Linked DNA regions of Homo sapiens: region 1 is linked to region 2. A link is a loop called in an ENCODE intact Hi-C map of the cell type or tissue named here. Cell type or tissue: CD4-positive, alpha-beta T cell. All regions are shown on one strand.

Evidence for each region. Peaks named below come from ENCODE experiments on the same cell type or tissue, not always from the same donor. Only the 100,000 strongest peaks of a DNase experiment are listed, where the experiment ranks them.
Region 1: a loop joins it to region 2, with 4 times the contacts of the local background. A loop is called at or near these places in 3 of 110 quality-filtered maps.

What each region holds. Positions count from the first base shown.
Region 1 is chrX:136,631,738-136,639,737 of GRCh38, reverse strand. It overlaps LINC00892 (long intergenic non-protein coding RNA 892), which reads right to left and starts at 195. Exons shown (of 3, transcript NR_038462.1): 1 at 1-195. In CD4-positive, alpha-beta T cell, no CTCF peak of the experiment used is centred here; a DNase peak (open chromatin) is centred at 4,267; H3K4me3 peaks cover 1,090 bases; H3K27ac peaks cover 1,537 bases.
Region 2 is chrX:136,582,831-136,590,830 of GRCh38, reverse strand. It overlaps the pseudogene RNU6-320P. Among named protein-coding and RNA genes, the nearest start is that of MIR934, 36 kb to the right of the region's middle. RefSeq lists enhancers at 2,637-2,696, 4,139-4,208, 4,299-4,428. In CD4-positive, alpha-beta T cell, no CTCF peak of the experiment used is centred here; DNase peaks (open chromatin) are centred at 2,600 and 4,290; H3K27ac peaks cover 5,150 bases.

The DNA.
Region 1 (8,000 bases), 49 kb before region 2:
GTCTTTTCCAGGAATCAAGCTGCCTCTCGGAAGACTCAGGTCTTCTAGCCAGCATCAGCTCCCACCCACTGACTGCACTGTGCACCCATCTCTGTTAGCACTTCCTTCCTGAGCCACTTCATTAAAACTGAAGCTGGCCCGTCCAGGCTTCTGACTCAGCAGCCCAGCAAAGAACATCCAGCCATGTCTGCATCTGATTAAGGAAACGCCAGGGGCAGGAAATATATATATATATATATTTTTTTCCTGGCTGAGTCAAGGGGTGCAAAAGGAGGTGGAGAGATTCAGTAAAATAGTTAAGATTTGAGTAGAAGGTAATCTTTCAGCACAAGATGTACCACAGGGACCACAGGGGTGGAAGAGAAATGGAAGGGCTTTATCAAAAGATTTAGGATTACTAGTTAAATACATTTTGGTACAGAAGTATATTACTGGCTTAGAAGGACCCCTGTGATACACTGATAGTGCAAATATCATGGCAGAAATAGGATGTCCCCAGTTTTTTTTTTTTTTTTTTTTTTTTGACAGAGTTCCACTCTTGTTGCCCAGGCTGGAGTGCAGTGGCATGATCTCGGCTCACTGCAACCTCTGCCTCCTAGGTTCAAGCGATTCTCCGGCCTCAGCCTCCTGAGTAGCTGGGATTACAGGCACCTGCCACCACGCCCAGCTAATTTTTGTACTTTTAGTAGAGACGGGGTTTTGCCATGTTGGCCAGGTTGGTCTTGAACTCCTAACCTCAGGCGATCCGCCTGCCTCGGTCTCCCAAAGTGCTGGGATTACAGGTGTGAGCCACTGCAACCGGCCCAGTTCCAGTTTTGTAAAAATAAGTTGAGAGTGTCCCTAAAGTGCTTATGAGTAGTAGCTAAAAGTTCCCCTCCATGCTCTGCACCCATGTTAATTTTTGCCCACAGGTAGATAATTGGAAAACAATTACCACAACCTTTGATAGCTATTGTGGCACGGGTGTTCCCCTGTGAATAAGTGGAGTTGGGAATCTTTCTTCATCACAGTGCCCCATGGTGAACTGCGCCATCTTGGTAAGCGTGGACCTGGGACAGTTTCCACTAGAGCACTTCCACATATAACTCAATAGCCCGTATCTTTGACATCAGGATGTTTTCTGACTTTGAGGAGAAGGATGTCCTGGTACTCCTTGTCACAGGGTGGCTGATGCCTGGAGCCCTCTCTCTCCCCTGACATCGGGGAACCAACCACATCTGAAGCAGTTTCAAATAAGCAGTAGGGTTGATATCTGTTCTGGGTTGAACAGTGTTCCCCTCCCCAAATTCATGCCCATGTGGCACCTGTGAATGTGACTTTTTTGGGGGGGAAATACTTTGTAAATGTAATTAGTGAAATTAATATAAGGTCAAACTGAATTAAGGTGGGCCCTAATTCAATGACTAGTGATCTTATAAGAAGAGGGAAATTTGAACACAGACAAACACAGAGGGAAAACAGCCATGCAAAAACAGAGGCAGGGATTGGAGAGATGTGTCTACAAGCCGCAGAACATCAAGGATTGCTGGCAACCATTAAAAGCTAGGAAGAAACAAGGAAAGACCCTCCCCTAGATCCTTTAGAGAGAGCATGGCCCTACCAACACCTTCAAGTTCAGACTTCTGGCCTCCAGGACTGTGAAAGAATACATTTCTATCATTTTAAGCTCCCCAGTTTGTGGTAATTTGTTATGGCAGCCCTTGGAAACTAATACAACACTTCTGTAGAAGAAAGTGGCTCCATCTTTTGAAATGCTGCTCCAATCATGACCTGAGCAGAAAGATGTTCATCAGCAGAGGACACACAGTCAAGCGGAGGAACCGCATGGCTCTTTGATTATGCTCTACACTCCTCTACATGTGCACACAGAAACAAGTCTGCAAGGTACCACAAGACTTGTGTCTGGGTGATAGGTTCTGGGGTATCTTTATCTTTTTGCTTTAACTTGTCTATATTTTTGAAGTTTCCCACAATGAATATGTGCTACTTGTGTAAAAAACATGTATCTATAGCTATATCTACCCATCATCTATTTATCTATCTATCTTTAATCATCAGATTTTTGCCATTGAAAGTAATGGTAAAACCACAATTACTTTTGCACCAACCTAATACTTGTATTCTCTATTCTCATGCACTTGCAGAATCCTTCCAAATGAAATAGACCCAGGGTACCTTCATTTCTTGTAGGCCCAAAGCTAGGAACTACTCCCTAAAAGTGGTGGCAAGGATGAGGGTAGACGATAATAAAACCATATGTTTATATGGTATTGGATACTCTTCAAAGAGCACACCTCTGTATCTGTCGACCCATTCAGCCTGATACCCCTCTGATAGATGAGAAATCTGAGGCTCCAAATTCTAACTGTTATCTTCCACGCTGCCCTCTTCAGTTCTGACCCCAGGCTCAGGAAGTTGTTAAGCAGCTCCTCCAAGGTCTCATAGCTAATAACTTAGGGTCTTGATGCCTGGTCCAGCACTGGTTTCTAGAATGTAAGATCCATCCATAAGGGCAGGGCCTTTTTGTCTTTTTTATTCACTGGTGTATCTCCAGCACTTAGAATGGTGCCTGGCATATAGTAGGTGATCAGTAAATTTTCACTGAATGAATGTATATATAATTACAGTGTGATGAAAGCAAGCCCTTCTGGAGAAGTATCTTCTGCCACTAGGAACATTTTTGTTTAGGCCAGGCTGTTGTGCTCTGCAGAAGGTAAGCAGGGCTGCTGAAGGGGTCCTGCTCTCTTTCCAGTCTCTGTCCTTCCACAGCCTGGCCCCCAGCCCCAGGTAAGAGTTAGCTAATTCCTAGAGCTTTGACTCTCACATCATCTACACGGAGGCTTCTATGTAGTGTGGTTCAAGGCAGGACTGGAAAAGGCTCTTTGTCCAAAAATAGTGCCACTCAGCAAAAAGATCCAGGGACAAGGGAAGGGCAGGCCAAGTGATTTGGGACCAGGACAAGGAACAGGACACAGCAAAAAATATTCAGGGAGAAGGTAGTGGAAAGGTGCATGGGACAGTTTAGGAACAGAACAAGAGGGGTGCAGAAAGTGTCCAAAAACAAGTCAGGAAGGAAAATCTTGGTGAAACAAATGGGAAAAAGGAAGGTGGGGGTAGTGCAGGCAGAAAAGTCTTGTCCTCCCCACCCAACCGCTGCCCCGCCCCAGACCAACCCTGGTTCACACACTCTCTCCTCAGGATAACCTCCCACTTCCCTCACACAGGTGACACCTTCCCACCTGGCGGCTGTGTCCAGGTCTTCTAAAGGACAAGCTTTGTACAGAGGGGCAGGCTCCCTCCCCAAGTGTCCTTTTTAAGTGCAAATCCTCCTGGGAAAGCTGCCAGGGAGTAAATTTCCAGGAAGCCCTAAAGCTGCCCCTTCCCCTGCCTGGGAGGGTGGGGGTGGGGCTACTCTTAACGCTGGCAAGGACTGGGTTGAGAGAAGCTGGGGAATTTGAGAAGTGGAGGGAGGGCAGGGGGCCTCCGAGGGCTGGGGTCAGGGGGCAGAGCTCTGGGGACTTTGAGGATTTCACAGTCCTTCTCTCCCCTGGCCCTCTTCCACACACCCCAGGATGGGAAGAGAAAGCTTAAGGAGGATTAAGGGCCAACTAATTATAGGTAAGGAAGTTGTCTTAAAAAACCAAGCTCACAGCACTATCTCAATTAAGAGCCATGTCTGGCTAATTTACTAGACAAGGGGAGAGGTACGGTTTTGAGAGCAGGAGAGCACACATTTCTGCGTCCAGGTAGACCCACAGGTATCTGGGGAAAGGAAGTCTCCTGGGGACTTTGAGCTATACCGGAGGGGAGTCACGAGGGTGTTTTTCTTCTCTTCCAACATTGCATGCTGCTGTCCCCAGACTTCCATGGGTTCGCAGCACTAGTCATCACTAGGTACAAAATGCCAATCCGGGATTTTACTCATGTGGCTGAATTAACGCATTTCACCAATTTTCAATGCTCCTATTTCCATGCTTCTTAACAAAAACTTATCTCAAAATCCTCTTCCACCTGGGAGCAGAATGCTTATTTGCAGCTTAGGACACATAAGGATTTTCTGTCACTGGGATGAGATTTGGGAATATCCTTCACAGAGTGGGTGAACTGTAAAAAATACTGCATTTTCAGAGTTAGCGCCTCTGAAACCGGAAATGTGAACAGAGCTGACTTAGTGCTAATACTTTCTCTTACTCCTGTAAGAAAGAGGAAAGACTGTGCTAGAGTTAGCAGTGATGTGCGAAAACCACAGTAGAGGTTTTGTGAAGAAGAGCATTTGTGGCTTTTGCACAAGTTATTCCTAAACCAAGTCTGGGGATGGCATATGACACTTTTCAAAGTAGCTTCTGGATTGGTATTTCACTGAAATAAAGATCTTTCAGCAAGACCGGAAAGCCAAAAATCTACGTTTCATGACCTCTACAGGAAAGTAATAGTTGCATTGTGGAACATTCTAGAATGGCAGGCTCAAACCATGGCCCGGAAGAACTGTAGGCTTTTTGGGGTGGGAGGTGGGGCGAGACAGGGAAAATCTAATTCCCAATAAAGGTTTCTGATCGTTTTCCACTCACTCTCCCCACCCCCTCACCTAGTTCTGTGGCTCTTCTCCAGCCACCTCCTCTAATAAAGAGGCTTCTATTAAATAGCTGGGAAAGAGAAGGTAGAGGAAACAGAGAAGAAAAAAATTAATGCTAATCTCAGGAAGTCCGTAACACTTTTAACTCAAATGTTGCTTGTATATGCAAATAATTTGCATCAGGTACCCAGTTATACTGTGAGTGTTCCAAAGTATGTCATGCACCTAGATGTGGCCCTGGAAAAAGTCACTGCTGTTTTGTAATTAACCCAGACTTGTATAAGAAGAAAAGAGGGATTTGCCAGGTAAACATATGTTTATCACTATTCATAAAAGTGAATGAGAAGAGGAAAGAAACAGCCTAATGGAGTAAAATGAACATCTTTGCCTCTCACTGCGTTCTTTGGGCTGGTTTAAGTCTCTATGGAATAAACTAGTATTTTTAATATCCAGAGAAAACTGTGGGGTTTTTTTGTTTTTGTTTTTGTTTTTGTTTTTGTTTTGAGACAGAGTCTCACTCTGTCACCCAGGCTGGAGTGCAGTGGCATGATCTCGGCTCACTGCAACCTCCACCTCCTGGATTCAAGCAATTCTCTTGCCTCAGCCTCCCAAGTAGCTGGGATTACAGGCCACACCACCACACCTGGCCAGTTTTTGTATTTTTAGTAGAGACAGGGTTTTGCCATGTTGCCCAGGCTGGTCTCGAACTCCTGACCTCAAGTGATCCACCCAGCTCAGCTTCCCAAAGTGCTGGGATTACAGGTGTGAGCCACTGTGCCTGGCCCAAACAAGGAGTGTTTTTAAATAGCCAATTATCCTAAACAACATCAGGCTGAAGCAGTTTCACTCATGAATTCTTTCAAATTTTCAAGGAACAAGTAATGTTGATACTTTTTCAAATGTTCTAGAACAGAGAAAAATAAAAATATTCTCATTAAAAAAATCAAATCCAGCATGACATTGATATCGAAATCTGACAAAGAGCATAAAAATTAAGCTGCCTGCAGTCTCACACATAAATATTTATTGAAAATATGCCAAGTAAAATATTAGTAAATGGAACCTAGCTGTATGTGAATAGAGTCATACCTTCACCAAGAGGGACCCATTCAAGTAATAAGAGGATAGTTTAATATTAGAAAATTCATTAATCTAATTCACTTAACAGAACAAAGAAAAAACATTATTGTGATAAATAGTGAAATAGCAAAAAATTCAACAATAATTCTTGGTGATGTTTTCAGAAAAGGAAGAATGGCAATGTTCTTCATTCCTAAGATGAATTAATATTTCTATCTTACTATCCTTATAACTTCAGGCATGTCACTTACTCTTTGTGCCTCCGTTTCCTCATATTTAAATAGGGATGCTTCTCAGTATTGTAAGGATTCAATAATACATATGTAAAGTGGTATCACACTACACCCAATTCCCCCCATCCTCTCACCACCTTATTTTCTCACCTATGTAATGCCTATTAAACTGTGTGGAACACACGAAGAGAAGTGATATACTATCATTTTTCTGTTTTCCTGTGTTTTCTTCACTTGCACCAGTGAATGTGGAATGTTTTACTGCTGCACTGGCTTGTGTTTATTAATGCATGGTGTCAAAGTCAGATAAAGATATAGAGTCAAATCTCTAAAACAAGACATTTTATTTGGAAAGCAAAATTGCAATTTTGGGCATACATGCAGACTGGGTTGGCCTTCAGTGTGTCCAAAGAACAAAGAGAAGGTTGGAGGTTTTAGTAGAAAGAGAGGCCAGGCGTGGTGGTGTGCGCCTGTTGTCCCAGGCACTCGGGAGGCTGAGGTGGAAGGATCGCTTGAACCCAGGAAGTCGAGGCTGCAGTGAGCTATGATTGCACCACTGCACTCCATCCTGGGTGACAGGGGAAGACTCCGTCTCAAAAAGTTAAAAAAAAAAAAAAAGAGAGAGAGAGACATGTCACATATTGTTTTGAAAGAAAACTCATTGGAACTAGCGAAAGTTTTGGGAGTGGGCAAGCTCTGATCAGTGAGTGATGGCAGTGGGTAAAACTGGTCTTAGGGTTATGGCAGGTCATTTTGGTAGCTGGCTTGTGGCATAATCTCTGGGCAGGTGCTTACTCCATGGTCTCTCAACTCTAGCTGGGTATGACAAGTTAACTCCAATTCATAGAATCAATTTTCACAATAGTCTTATAAACAAAGTAACATTCTTCCTGACCACTTAGGCATTTGGATTCCCTCCATGCTACTCCTAGACTCCCTTAAAGTAAGATTGTACTGAATGGCTTCATTGGTTATAATAACCCAATGGTTCTCAGCTCTGTTTGCACATTAGAATCACCTAAACAAGTTCCTCAGGTGATTCTATTGGGTATCTAGAATTGCAAACTGATAGTCATTTCCCTCCAAGTTACAATACTTTTACTAGCTCTACACAAATTGATTTATATGACATTTGATTCTGAAATCAGCTGTGATTCATTGCTAAAAATTAACTGCATGACTTCATAATACCCTAAAAGACCACTCATCGGAATGAATGCACTGTCAAAAAGAAAGAGAACTTAGGGGAAAGAGCAGGGTGCAAGTAACCCAACTTCGGGGGCAATCTCAAAATTAGGTAAAAGAAAAAAAGAGAAGCAAAGAGGGATTTAAAAACAAAACAAAACAGAGAACCAGGATTGGCAAGTACCATAGAAACCAAAGTGGGAAACAAATGCAAGAAGGACTAAGCTCAACTTTCTTTTCCCCTCAAACATCTCCCATCCCAAAAGGAAGGCTTTTTCTGGGCTAGTGGGTGTGGCATAACCCTCAGGACCAAAGCCACACTGCCTGGCTTCAAATACCCACTCTACCATTCCCCAAGAATACAACATTGGACAAGTCACTAAACTCGGTGTGCCTTTATCTTATCACCTGGGAAATGGGAGAATGGCAGTCTCTTCCTAGGGCTATTGTGAGACCTAAGCAAGGTACCAAAAACAGCACCTGAGAAATAGTATATATTATGTTGAGTGTTAGCTATGTTTATTTAAATCGTACCATGTATTCTCCTTCTGCAGCATTTGTCCCAGTTGTCATCTTACAATTTCTTTTGGTGATTAAGTTGACCCATCTTGTATATCCTCCCTTTTGAATTAACTAAGAGTCAACTAATTTGGGACCTTAATTACATCTGCAAAATCCCCTTATCTTTGCCTTAAAATGTAACCTAATAACAGGAGGAATACCCCATCATGCTCACAGATTCTCCCCACAGAGAGGGAAGGGAATTATATAAGGCATGTACACAAGGGGTAGGAATCTTAGGGGCCATCTTAGAATTACCTACCACGGGAATTACAGTTGACCCTTGAACAACTGGGGGTTAGGGGAGTTGGCCTCCCATGCAGTCGAAAATCCTTGTATAACTTTTGACTCCCCAAAATGTAACTAAT
Region 2 (8,000 bases):
AACAAGCCTTATTTTCTCATCTGTAAAGAGATGTCATATCACACCCACCCCAGAGGGTTGCTGAGATAAGCCATTGAGATAAACAATGCTTAGCACAATATCTACTGACATATAGCAAAGGCTTAAGACAAGAGGTAGTAGTAGCAGCAGTAATTATTATTATTATTATTGCTATTTTACCACCTACCTCTAGTGGTAGCCAGTGCCTAGAACCCATGGTTTCAGATTTCACTCCTTATCATAAATCCAAGTGAGGTTGGCCTTTCTATCTGCACCTTCTCAAAAGCTTTTGAGAAAATCTTCAGGTTTCAAGTAAATCTTTACTTATTTGGGGTCTACACTGTGGTTTTGACTGAGTTTCCCTCTGATATTTTGGTTCAGCCAAGGTAGAGTTCAAAGTGAAATTTAAAGGAGAAGGGCTCTTTTATGCAATTCCAACTGGAGAAGGTTTACAAAATGGAATCTGCTGAGTTTTGCGCAACTCTTTGGTCAGTTTGCTTTCTTAGGCCAGACAAGTATGTCTACAATGGTGGAGTCATAAACCCAAAGGAGAGAAATGGGTGTGAGAAAAGAAGACGCACCTTCCTGTATCCAGTAGCTACCCTGTGTGAGAAGCAAAAGATAGTTGTAAGAAAGCTATAAATATGATTCTGTCCAGCAGTTCAGTGTCTGCTGGATGTACCAAGTCATCACCTTCAGGCAGTTTCTATTAGTCAGAGGCATGTTTGCCTGACTGTAGGTGGGTGGAGGGTCAAGGCAAATGCCTCCTCTCCAGCTTCTCAGATGGGAAGTAACTGTGGAAACACAGTAGACCTGTGAAAAGCACAGGGAATGCGATATGTAAAGACTGAAACACAAGTCAACAGTGGTATTAATTCTGCAGCAGTATAAAAATAAAGAATTGTTTACAAAGATGAATTAAAACTTAATAATGTCATGTTTAAATAATCAGCATTCCCACAACATTTTAGTCATCATAACCCTGACTAAGTTGTACATTTAATGGTGAAAATTCCTTTCTGGGGTGCATTCTGGATGTAGCGCTGTAAATGCACACATTTTAAATCTTATGCTAAACAGCAATTTTGTCAGGAATAAACAAGAAATAAACTCCTGGGTGAGTGAAAGGTCTGGGAACATCTGTTCAGGGAAAATAATTGAGCATATTGGTGGAAGGAGCCTGCGAGTATAAAATAGATCGGGAGGCTTTTTTTTCTACATTGTTTCTGAGTTTTAATTTATCAAATTTCATGCTGATTTTGTAACGTATTGCCTGATAAGGGAATTAGAAAGAAAAGCAAGGGTACCAGATAATGCTTCCTTCATCCCAGCTAAAGGTATGCTCCTGAGTTTTCTCAAATATCACTTCTCCAGTGAAGCCTCCTCTGGCCTTTCATCCAGCCCTATTAGGTTGGAGCTCCATGGGCTCTCACGACCCCTCACTCCTTTCCCTCAGAGTGCACATCGTGCTTATAATTAAATAACAAATAGGCTGGGCGTAGTGGCTCATGCCTGTAATCCCAGAACTTTGGGAGACTGAGGTGGGCGGATCATTTCAAGTCAGGAGTTTGAGACGAGCCTGGCCAACATGGTGAAACCCCATCTTTACTAAAAAACAAAACAAAACAGAAACAAAAATTAGTGTGGTGTGGTGGCACATGCCTGTAATTCCAGCTACTCAGGAGGCTGAGGCAAGAGGATTGCTTGAACCCCAGTGGCGGAGGTTGCAATGACCCAAGATTGCGCTACTGCACTTCAGACTGGGTAATAGAGCAAGACCCTGTCTCAGAAACAACAACAACAACACCCAAACTGTGTAATTGTTAGTTTAGTGCTTTTTTTCCTCCTAGATGGTACGCTCTGTGAGGACAGGGACTGTGTCCATCTTAGTCACTGCTTACCAGGGACTCCTAGCTCAGAACCCGGCACATAGTGAGTGTCAGTTAATATTTCTGAATTAATTTCATTTTCCCACCCATCCTTTATCTGAACTAGCTGAATGGGTTTCTATTTCTTGCAAACAAGAAAGTTAAGAAGAATTTGCCGGATGCAGTGGCTCATGCCTGTTATCCCAGCGCTTTGGGAGCCTGAGGTGGGAGGATTTCTTGAGCCTAGGAGTTTGAGACCAGCTTGGGCAACATGGAGAGAACTCTGTCTCTACAAAAAAATGACAAAATTAGCCAGGCATGGTGGTGTGTGTCCGTGGTCTCAGCTACTCAGGAGGCTGAGGTGGGAGGATTGCTTAAGCCCTGGAGGTCAAGGCTGCAGTGTGCTGTGATTCACCACTGCACTCCAACCTGGGCGACAGAGCAAGACCCTGTCCAAATAAATAAATAAATAAATAATAAATAAATTTATTTTTGTAACAAAAAGAAGGATGTAAAGGATTAAAGAAAACTCAGAGTCTCTGGGAAATCTTAGCACAGGTTTCTTTTCAAGAGTTTATTTGCCAAGGCATTCATCCTGTTTGTAACACTAAGGGCCTACGTTTCAGACTCTGAGTGCTTGCACAACTAGATCTGCTCCCTCTTCTCAGCCTCAGGGTAAAATGTTACACTACTTCTTTCCTCACCTCCATTCTAGTTTCATTTTTAGGTTGCTAATCTGACCTTTAGTTTTGTTTTTTTTTTTGTTTTTTTTTTTAATGAGGCACTAAATGCAAAGAGAAAGTAGGTATTTTCCCCAGATGTTATTTTACCAAAGTGAGACAACATCATTTCTTAGATTTTCTGTAGTTAGGGACTTGAGAGCAGTTCAAAGTCCCCATTCCTCATACACATACCAGAATATAATCTATCCTTATCTCACAGCCAATTTTTCTTGGAAAAGTTAATTTGTGGTGTTGAAAAGGGAATATTGTTTATGCTTTGTCCATGAAACTGAAGGGCTTAGCAAACACCAGACTTCTGAATATAGGATTTAATAATTATCTCCCCAAATGAGGTCTTTATTCCCATTTAGTTCAGAATTTAACAAATGCACTCAATTCCCTTCTCCCCCAACACCTGTAGTATTCAGGCAGAACTTCAAAGCCCTCAGCCAGGGCTATTATAAGCAAAGCCCCGTGATAGGTGGGAGGCTGCACTAGAAACTAAGATCCCCACTCACAAGGCAATATTTCAAGGATTGCACAATCTCAAGAGTGAAGCATTTCTTGAGAATACATTTTTAAAACATTGATTACTCTTCTATGCTGATTGTATTGGCAATATATTTTAATATATAAGAAGACATTACTTTTCTACCTCCATTCCAGGAACGGTGGCTACTCCTAGTTCTCTTTTGATCTCCGTGGTAAGATGCCACATCACCTCCTCCAGGAAGCCTTACTCTACCCCCACCAGCCCTGTGCCCTCCTCTGTGCCCCTACAGCAGTCCCAGTAGACCCCACAGAGCACTTGACCCTTCACTCCCTTTCTCCTGTTTCCTTTTAACTGAGAGCCCCTGAGAGCAAAACCCACATCTTTTTCATTCGATCAATTCTGCCCTATCTTGCCTCTGGGCCTTCACTCCTAATTATCTTTCAGAGCTTTGCTTCAAGCACCTGCCTCCTGTGTGAAGCCTTTCACAACACTTTCCCATGTTCTCCTACCATGGGCTATAATCCCACAGCCATGGGGCCCACTGGATTTACTGTAATCTATTTGCTAGAATGTCTCCAGGTGTGCTAATAAATGTTTAATAACTGATTTTATGAAAGGAAAAAAGAAAACATTCCAAGTTTATAGTGATTGCCAATTTCCACTGTGTAAATATTCCCACCATGACCAATTTCAAGCTACCGACGTGAGGCTACACATTGATTTGGGTAGAAATGCCCAGTAGTACAGCATTATACAGCATTTCCATCAGACTGCTACAATAGCTATAGATCACCTCAAGAGCATATATAATAAGCAATGGCAGTAAAATAATTAGGAAGTGATACATTTTGAGTGTTTCTTACCTTTGTTTGAAATGTATTTTAATTGCAGGCTTATAGAATTTTATTTTTAATAAGTTTGTGTTTAACGACTGACTGGCAAAAATTTCTAAACATCTATCAACTCTCATGAATCAGTAGCAATGGGCTCCAGTGCATCACTGTTTGTATCTCTGACTAGACTGTGAACTTGAGAACTGGGACTGGGACTGTGCTGCTCATGGCACCTCCAACACCTAACACAGAGGAGGCACTGTGTAATGTTCATTGGCGGCAGCCAGGCATATCCATCCTTTTGTCCTCACTTTAAAAGGAGTTAAGAGAAAGTTCAGTGTGCTGTTTAACCACAAAGGCCACTTGGCAAATGCTCTAGAGGAAGCCATACCAACCTCAGCTAAGAACGAGGTCAGATCTCCGTCATACATAGTACTTTATTGCCAACTTCCTACATGTTAAGCTAGTGTGCCACTCCCTACTGAGAAACAAACAAGGCTCTGCTAAGTGTTTTATCCTTTCCTTGAGGGGTTAGCACCAGCTTACTTCCTAAAGAAGCAAGCCAAGATAGCACAGGTCTGATATTAATGCCAAATTCACACAAAATCCCATGTGGCAAAAGAGAATTCTTGCCTTTCTAAGCCTCAGACACTGACCCAATTATTTTAAGATCCATTGGCATTCACTGAATTCCAGCACAACAGGAGAATTTAACATTTCTCTGCGGTTTCTTAAAATGGTTTTGACTACCCTAGAGCACCAGGCCAGCCACCAGCAGGATAGAATGACAGGAATAGTCACAGTGTGTTAGAGGTCAAATCCCTAAGCCTACCTCTTAACTACTGGTGGAACTCTCTAGAAATGAACTTTTCATAATCATAGCAATGGTTAATATGCCACGAGTGCTATCTACCTCTGTGCCAAGCACCGTGTTAGACCATCCTCATAGACTAATTAATGAGGCCTCACATAAAGTCCTCAAGCAGTGGCACCCTCATTTAAATTGTCAGTTTGCTGGGGCTGTTGCCAATCCAGTAAGGCCGGACTGTAGCTGGGATAAAAAGGTTTCACTTCATTAAGCACCAAAATAATGCCATGGCTCTCTAAGAAATCATACTTGTGGGGAAAAGTCTCCTCTCAGTGACCATTTTTCCTTTTTGCCAATATGATGCCATACAAACTGGCAGATGTGGCTTCCTCAATGGGCATGACGAAGTCACCTTGAATTGCTCCATTGAGAAGCATGGCAAAAAGTGATTCCATGGGCTCAGCTTTGCCCTTGTCTGACATCCGTTCAGAGAGTTAAAATTCGTTGGCTTTTCAGGGCAGTGGGTGACATTACCCATGGTCCTCTACAGATCTTCAATAAGTTGACATTTCAAATCATTTGAATAAATCAAAGTGACAGAGGCACCTTAAGTTGCTGAGTTGGGGAGATGATTATAGAGAGCGAAAGACACATTTTCATTTTATTGCTGATGAGCAAAATAAGTAAAATTTGAAAAGGAAGTGGGATGCCTTGTGGGAGGAACCTTCTCAGGAAGAGGACTGCAAGTGGTACCTCTGTCTTGCCAGTGATAAACTGGTGCAGAAACGTTTCCAAACTATTCATCATGTGCACCCTAAAAACCCGATATGTAGAATCTGCACTATCCCTGAAAACAAGAGAGTCCCTGATTTGGTAAATCTTAACCCTGGAATACAAGCTTTCAGTATCACTTGGAGAAGTGAATCCAGTTTCCCTTAAGTGAAACTTGAGCCTTGGTCCCTCATAGCTATTGACCCTTATCTTCTGCAAAAGACCACTGGTGAAAACACAAGCTTAGTTGCTCTTCTATTTGTGTACAGAAATAGCCTAACTCTGCTTTCAAGCTGCTTTGTTCAAAATGTGCTAAGGATTTGTTGAGTGAATAAAAAAAGCAAGCAAGCAAGCAAACAAACAAAACTTTATTTTTTTTTCTTATTTCTCTAGAAAACTGGTAAACAAACAAACAAAACTTTAAATCAGACTGCAATTTAGGTCAAAAGTTAGAAAATATATTTGCAGTGCCTAATTCAGGAAGGAAGATCTTTTTCATGCTAATCTACTGCTAATTATAAAATAGGTGATAGCAAGCATTGTGAAGAGCTAAAAAGGAGGGGGTGGGGGCAGTGCTACTTCATAATTTAGTCACCCTTGATTGGAAAGTGGGCGTTTTAAGATTTGACACCAAACCCCAGCGAGTTACTCTGTAGCATGAGTTTCTCTCACTTCGGACTTTCAGTTTGGACACAGAAAGAACAGGGCAAAAAGTAAAGCCAGAAGGGATGATTTTTAAATGGCAAACTGCAAATAAGGATAGGTTTCAGGCTCCGTTGCAAATAGAGGTGGAATAATGAGAATAAGCTCTGTAAGGCCTGAAGGGAAGGAAACACATGGAGGTGGTCAGCTCCGTGCCCAACAAAATGCCCTTGAAGAAGCCTTTATGATCCTGGGTATAAGAAGAAGGTGGGGGGGAGCACTAAACCATTCTAAGACGAAGTTGTAACATTGACAATGTTGACTCCCTAGAACCAAGTCAGGGGAAGTATGTTTGGAGTCTAAGAAGCACAGTCATGTGTTGCATAATGATGAGGGTACATTCTGAAAAATGTGTCATTAGGTGATTTTGTTGTGTGAACAGCACAGAGTGCACTTACACAAACATAGGTGGTATAGCCTACTACACACCCAGGCTATATGGTGTGGCCTATTGCTCCTAGGCTACGAACCTGAACAGCATGTTGCTATGTTGAATACTGTAGGCAATGGGAACACAATGGTAAGTATTTATGTATCGAACATATCTAAATATAGAAAAGGCACAGTAAAAATACAGTATAAAAGATTTAAAAAATTATACACCTGTATAAGGCGCTTACCACGAATGGAGCTTGCAATAGTAGAAGTTGCTCTGGTTGAGTCAGTGAGTGGGTGGTGAGTAAATGTGAAGGTCTAGGACATCACTCCATGCTACTGTAGACTTTACAAACACTGTACACTTAGGCTACACTACATTTATAAAAAATATTTTTTCTTGGCTGGACATGGTGGCTCACTCCTGTAATCCCAACACTTTGGGAGGCTGAGGTGGATGGATCGCTTAAGTTCAGGAGTTTCAGACCAGCTTGGGCAACATGGCAATACATCATCTCTACAAAAAATTTAAAAATTAGCTGTGTGTGGAGGCACACACCTGTAGTCCCAGCAACTTGAGAGGCTGAGGTGGGAGGACCACTTGAGACCAGGAGTTCAAGGCTACAATGAGCCATGATTGCATCATTGCACTCCAGTTTGGGTGACAGAGCAAGACTCCATCTCAAAAAATACATAATTTTTTTCTTTCTTCAATAACTAATTAACCTTAGCTTACTATAATTTTTTCACTTTATAAACCTTAAATTTTTTTACCTGTTTTACTGTTTTGTAATAACACTTAAACACAAATTGTACAGCTGTACAAAAATATTTTCATCATGTATATCCTTATTCTCTAAGCTTATCTACTTTAAAACTTTTACTTTTTATTATTTTTACTTATTTTTAGTTTTTTTTAATGGAACGCATCACAATTTGTGTGTCATTCTTGCACAGGAGCCATGTTACTATTCTCTGTATCACTCCAGTTTTAGTACATGGGCTGCCAAAGCAAGCGCAGTTTTGAGACTTTTTTGTTAGACTCTAAGACCAAACACACACATTAGCCTAGGCCTACACAGGGTCAGGATCATCAGTATCATGGTCTTCCATCTCCACATCTTGTTCCCCTCTGGAAGGTCTTTAGGGACAGTAACATTCACGAAGCTGTCATCTCCTACGCTAACAATTTTTTCTTCTGGAATACTTCCTGAAGGACCTGCCTGAGCTTGTTTTACACTTAACTGTTTTTTTTAATAAGTAGAAGGAGTCCGCTTGAAAATAATGATAAAAGGTATGGTATAGTAAATATCTAAACCAGTAACATAGTTGTTTATTGTCATTATCAAGTATATGTTCTATACATAGTTGTATTGCTAGTCTTTTATATGACTGGCAGAGCAATAGCTTGTTAACACTAGTGTCACA